Regions from separate parts of the Homo sapiens genome. Here region 2 is linked to region 1. A link is a loop called in an ENCODE intact Hi-C map of the cell type or tissue named here. Cell type or tissue: heart left ventricle. All regions are shown on one strand.

What was found. Peaks named below come from ENCODE experiments on the same cell type or tissue, not always from the same donor. Only the 100,000 strongest peaks of a DNase experiment are listed, where the experiment ranks them.
Region 2: it touches region 1 in a loop (3-fold over the local background); 17 of 110 quality-filtered maps call a loop at or near these places.

The regions. Positions count from the first base shown.
Region 1 is chr10:51,421,254-51,423,753 of GRCh38, reverse strand. All of the region lies in intron 2 of PRKG1 (protein kinase cGMP-dependent 1), which reads right to left. Among named protein-coding and RNA genes, the nearest start is that of MIR605, 120 kb to the right of the region's middle. In heart left ventricle, a CTCF peak has its summit at 962 (motif pointing right); a DNase peak (open chromatin) is centred at 983; H3K27ac peaks cover 1,516 bases.
Region 2 is chr10:50,991,018-50,993,517 of GRCh38, reverse strand. It overlaps a transcript of PRKG1 not described here. Among named protein-coding and RNA genes, the nearest start is that of PRKG1, 82 kb to the left of the region's middle. RefSeq lists an enhancer at 1,055-1,555. In heart left ventricle, no CTCF peak of the experiment used is centred here; a DNase peak (open chromatin) is centred at 1,497; H3K4me3 peaks cover 2,500 bases; H3K27ac peaks cover 2,500 bases.

The sequences.
Region 1 (2,500 bases):
TTCATCTTAGCCTTCCAGATAAACCCTCAGGAGGTTGGAATAATAATGCTATAGCCATCATAATATAGATATTGCTTTGTTTATATTATTAATTGGCAATTGTTATTCATATTGAGGAATACCAATATATTGAGATCATTACAAGGAACAAATTTTCTCAAAAATTGAAAAATAAATTCAATCCCTTTGAAATACTTAAGTAGATGAGAACCACTGAGAGTCTTTATGGTGAACAGAAGGTTTTGTAGGAAGAAATCTGGAGAAAAAAAATCATCAGAATGAACCAGAAATAGGGAAAAGGAGACAGGATAGATGCCTATTTTTGGAAAAAGGAGGAACAAGGAAGACAAAGAGATATGAAGAAAGCAAATATCTCTTCTTCAACATTATTAGAAAGATGGTAGGTTGTTGTTTTAAATACGCAATTGCAAGTGCAAGAATGGAATTTATATTCTCAATGTGAAATTTCGAAGTCATTATTAAGAGAAAGAGATTGCGTAACTACTGCAGGTCAGGCTAGGAAGTCAGACATATCGAGTATGCTGATCAACCTGGTGTCATTTTGGAAAATCTCTTCTTCATGTGGAAAGAAGCAAGATGTCACACACTTGATTTGAATAGAGAAATATAACTCTGCTTGAACAGGGTGTGAATGGTTATTCTTTCTTCTTTCAGATCCTTGGGTTATTCACTCTTCAAACCACTATTATTTGGCTTCTATAAGTAAGGAACCGGTACATTGGTGTTTTTAGGGTTAGCTTCTATAATCCATTTTCAGAAAAAAAAAAAAAACCTATTTCAATGGAGATCAAGTGCTGTATACTTTGTAAAAACATCTTCACTCTTCAATCGCCCTCCCTCAAACCAGAAGCAGTGTCTGAATAATTCCTTTAAGTAAATTATAACCTAGCCCAGTTTTGATCAGATAAAGGCAATCATGACATTGTGGTACCTCCACTAGATGGCAGCAGCAGGCATGAGTGTGGCCCGTGAAGTGCTGGGTCACCAGGGATTTAAAAAACAAAAAAGAAACTTAAAAAGGAAAGGCAGGAGAATTTCAGCAGCAGAATCTTAGACAGAGGCCTGGAAACATACAAGATTCAAGATGAAAAAGGACAGAAACAAAGGACTAGAAACAGAAAACAATCACTAGAACTTGTGCTGTTAGGGCTGCTGAAGTTGGAGCTGACAAAGTATGTGAAGAGTCCCCCAAGTCTGGCCAAATTCACTCTGCCCTGTGTGGAGGAGCTGCCTGGAGTTGGGACATGCTTAGCAGGACTTCTCTGAGATGTTGCAAAGCAGAGGGGATGGGGCCGGCAACTGGCCCATGAAAACACGTGAATAATCAATGCAGGCACAGCTTTTCTCCCCTCTGTACTACCCATCATGCTAAACGTCTAGGACTCACCTAGCTGTGGCATCCTATGGAGTCCCCTTTCTTACAGAAACCTCACAGTGCCATCCTTTCCTAACTACAGAGTTTGGATCTCTTAACCAAACCAGAACACTTTGGAGTGAAACTATTGTGGTTAATAATCATGCCTGAACATCAAGCACAACTCAGGTTGTTTGGGCAAATAGAGATGTGTGGAGATCCAGTTCCTCACTTTCCTTCATGACAACTTTTAAAGCTCTCAGAGCCCTGGTAAGTAGATGAACTGAACTTGCCTTTTCATTATCTCTTCTCCACTCAAGGGTGCCTGGCACAGAGTAAGCAAACACTCTATAAATAGAGCTTGTGAAGTGAATGAGTAATGGTGGCTGATGCTGTCTTCGCATCTTCAAAAGACATTTGGTCCAATCTCCAAATTGTATGATTTTACAAATGTGGAAAACTAAGATTCAGAGAGGTTAAGTGACTTGTTCAGTATCAATATAGCAGTAAGTAGCAGAAACAGGCTAGCTCCTGACTCCTACACAAGTATTTTTCCATATCAGTGTTTCAATAGGGATCTTAGAATGAGTGGGCAACATAACTCAAACTAACAATTCAGTATCTTTGCCCTGTGTGAGTCAAGAACTTAAAGGAAGAATACATTACAAATCATTCATCCAAGAGGAGACATTATGACATGATGCTCTGGAGAGGGCACCAAAGCAAGTGTGCAGGAGACAGACATGGAGGATAGATAACAAAAAGGCGAGTTCAGTTCATCTACTTACCAGGGCTCTGAGAGCCTGAAAAGTTGCCATGAAGAAAAACGAGGAACTGGGGAAAGTGTCTCTCCAGGCAGGGTTGACCTGGAGAGATTATGACCTATCTAAAAGGTATCGGGGCCAGGCACAGTGCCTCACTCTTGTAATCCCAGCACTCTAGGAGGCCAAGGCAGGAGGATCACTTGAGGCCAGGTGTTTGAGACCAGCCTGGCCAACATAGCAAGATAACATCTCTACAAAAAACAATTTTTAAAAAATTAGCTAGGCATGGTGACATGTGCCTCATAGTATTAAATACTTGGGAGGCTGAGGTGGGAAAATTGCTTGAGGCCAGGAGTTCAAA
Region 2 (2,500 bases), 430 kb after region 1:
GGGCAGCCGCTCGGAATGCACAGCCCGGCTGAGACAAGACTCAGCAGCAGCTTCCCAGGCAAGGGCAAGGCCAAATATTAGGTCTGTTTGCAGTCCTGAGAAAAGGAAGGAAAATGCCACTGTTCCATCCAACAGGGACTTTCAAGGCAAGATGGGCCCAAAGGTGCCATGTACACAGTGTTAATTCGTAAGTGGAATGTCACTATGTCACTCAGGAAATCTGAAAGCTGTCTTCTGAGATGGCTGTTCAGAAGGTCCCACAATTCCTTAAGAGGAGTCCTTTCTGCCTGATTCCTGTTTTTCTCCCCACTCTGGCTCCCAGCTCCTGGTCTTCTTCTAATAACTCTGAACCGCTGCTCAGCCTCCCTGGCTCCCCATCCCATATAATCAATACACAAGAGGGACTCCAGAGGCAGACACGGAGGAGGTGCAGTGGGCCAGTGGCAGACACTAAGCGCCCTGGAGCTGACCTGGATGGGGACAGTGGAAAGGACATGCTCTTCAGAAGAGCTTGCCTCAAAAGTGAGAGAGCTAAACGGAGAGAGGGGGACTAGTTTAGGAGTCCCCTGAGGGCCCCAAACTCAGACAGCAAATGATCTAAGAAGAGGGAAAGATTAAGAGAGGTAGGCGGGCATGAAGGCACTCCTAATGGAATATTCAATATCCTGAGAAATGCATTTTCGGCCCTGCACTTCCAGGGACTAAAAGCCAGTAATGGCTTTGGAGTCTGCACTTCCTCTCCCTAATGTCCAGAGGCGCTTTAATGCTGCAGCCAATCGATCAGCCTTCTCCGGTGAAGGCGACGAGTGGAGTGCAAAAGCTTCCTACTTGTGGCCAAAATCCACCCAGCCTCCTCTGCACACCCCAAAGGAGTGACATACAACTTTGAACTGGCAGGATTTGTCTCTTAAAGTGCCGGAGAGGAGGAAAGGAAGGAGCCCAGAGGCGTCCGGAGAAACAGCCTACCCTCACCCCTCCGCCTTCTTCATCCCAACTTTTCCAGGGAGGGACTCAGGGGAAAACAAAAAGGGAGGGCGCACTATCCACCTTGGGACAGGGCTGACGAGCAGCCTCAAATCTGCTTCAGGTGCAAGGTCACTGAGCGGACTCCAAACCTAGAGCAGCCTTAGGTGTTGAACTTCTGGAAGAGGCACAATCAGAGCAAAGAAACGTCCAGAAGGTGGGGTTTCTTTGCAATGTCTTGCTGACATCACAGCTGCCTTGAAAGTGACCCTGTGAATAAACCTCTCCCCTCCTCGCCCCCACGCTCCAGGCTGGATCCCTGCCCTAGAGACAAGCCCCTGTCCCGCCTCTCCCTGTCCCCGCATCCGCCAGCAGAGCTCGGGTTCTGGGCAAGTTCAGTCCCTAAGTTGAGCCCAACCCTGTCCAGCCTCCAGTCGCCCCTCCCTAGGAGGCTCGGACAGCCCCACTGAGCATGTCCAGTGGCCTGAGTCCGGGGGGTCGCCGCTGGGAAGCTCTCCAGGCCCCTGGATGGGCAGGGTTGGGTCCCTGCGTGGACGCTCCCAGCGGGGCGCACGAAGGACAGCCGCGCGACTGCAGCCATGTGTGGAGGGCACAAGTTAGCCCGCGCGAGTAAACTTTCCGCGGTCCTCCTCCCCACCCCCACGCCACAGGGGCGCGTCTCCCCGTGCAGCTCGCCTTTCCCAGCCCGGCGGAGACAAGCACAGCACGTGATGGGCAGAAATAAAAATAAACACTTCCCATTCCCGGGCCGCGGGGCCACCCCCACTCCGCGCGCCGCAGCGAGCAGGGGGCGCCCTGGGCCGACCCGCCCCCGCCGCCGCGGCCAGAGCCCCCAGCCTCTGCGCCGCGGGCCGGGACGAGCGCCCGGGCCCACGGCCTCCGCGCCTACCTTTCGGACTTGGTGAACTTCCGGAATGCCTGTCGGAGGTCGTGGAAGGACCTGTACGTCTGCGGCTCGGCCGAGATGCCCTGCGCCCGGGTGGTCCGGGGGCCGATGTGGGTCGAGGGCACTGGGAGCACCGACTGGCATTTGTGGAGTTTCCTCTTCAGCTCCTGAATTTCTTCCTCCTTCTCTGACAGCCGCTTCTCCAGCTCTTTGATCCTCTCCTCCTTGAGCATGAGAATCTTGGCAAAGTCTTCCTCTAGCTCGCTCATTTTTTCACTGAGCCCCTCCGCGAAACTTTTTCTCGGGCGGCGGCGGCGGCGGCGGCGGCGGCGGCGGCTGGGACGGCAGCCGGCAGCGGAGAGCGCGGGTGAGCGAGTGAATGGGCGCTAAGTACTCGAGCGCGGCGGAGTGCGCCCCTAATGCGGCGCGGGGAGCCTCCTGCTTCGATCCGCTTCTGCTGAATGGACTAAAAGCACCGAGGGGAGGATGAGAAGTCTAAAAGCGATGGAGAGGAGAGGCAGAGTGCTAATCTCCAGCCTCTCTGGGGAGTAGGTGATTATCTTTCATTGAGAAACCAATTAGAGCTGCCCTTCCTCCCCTGAGACCCCCTCCCTCGTCCCCCTCTCCTAG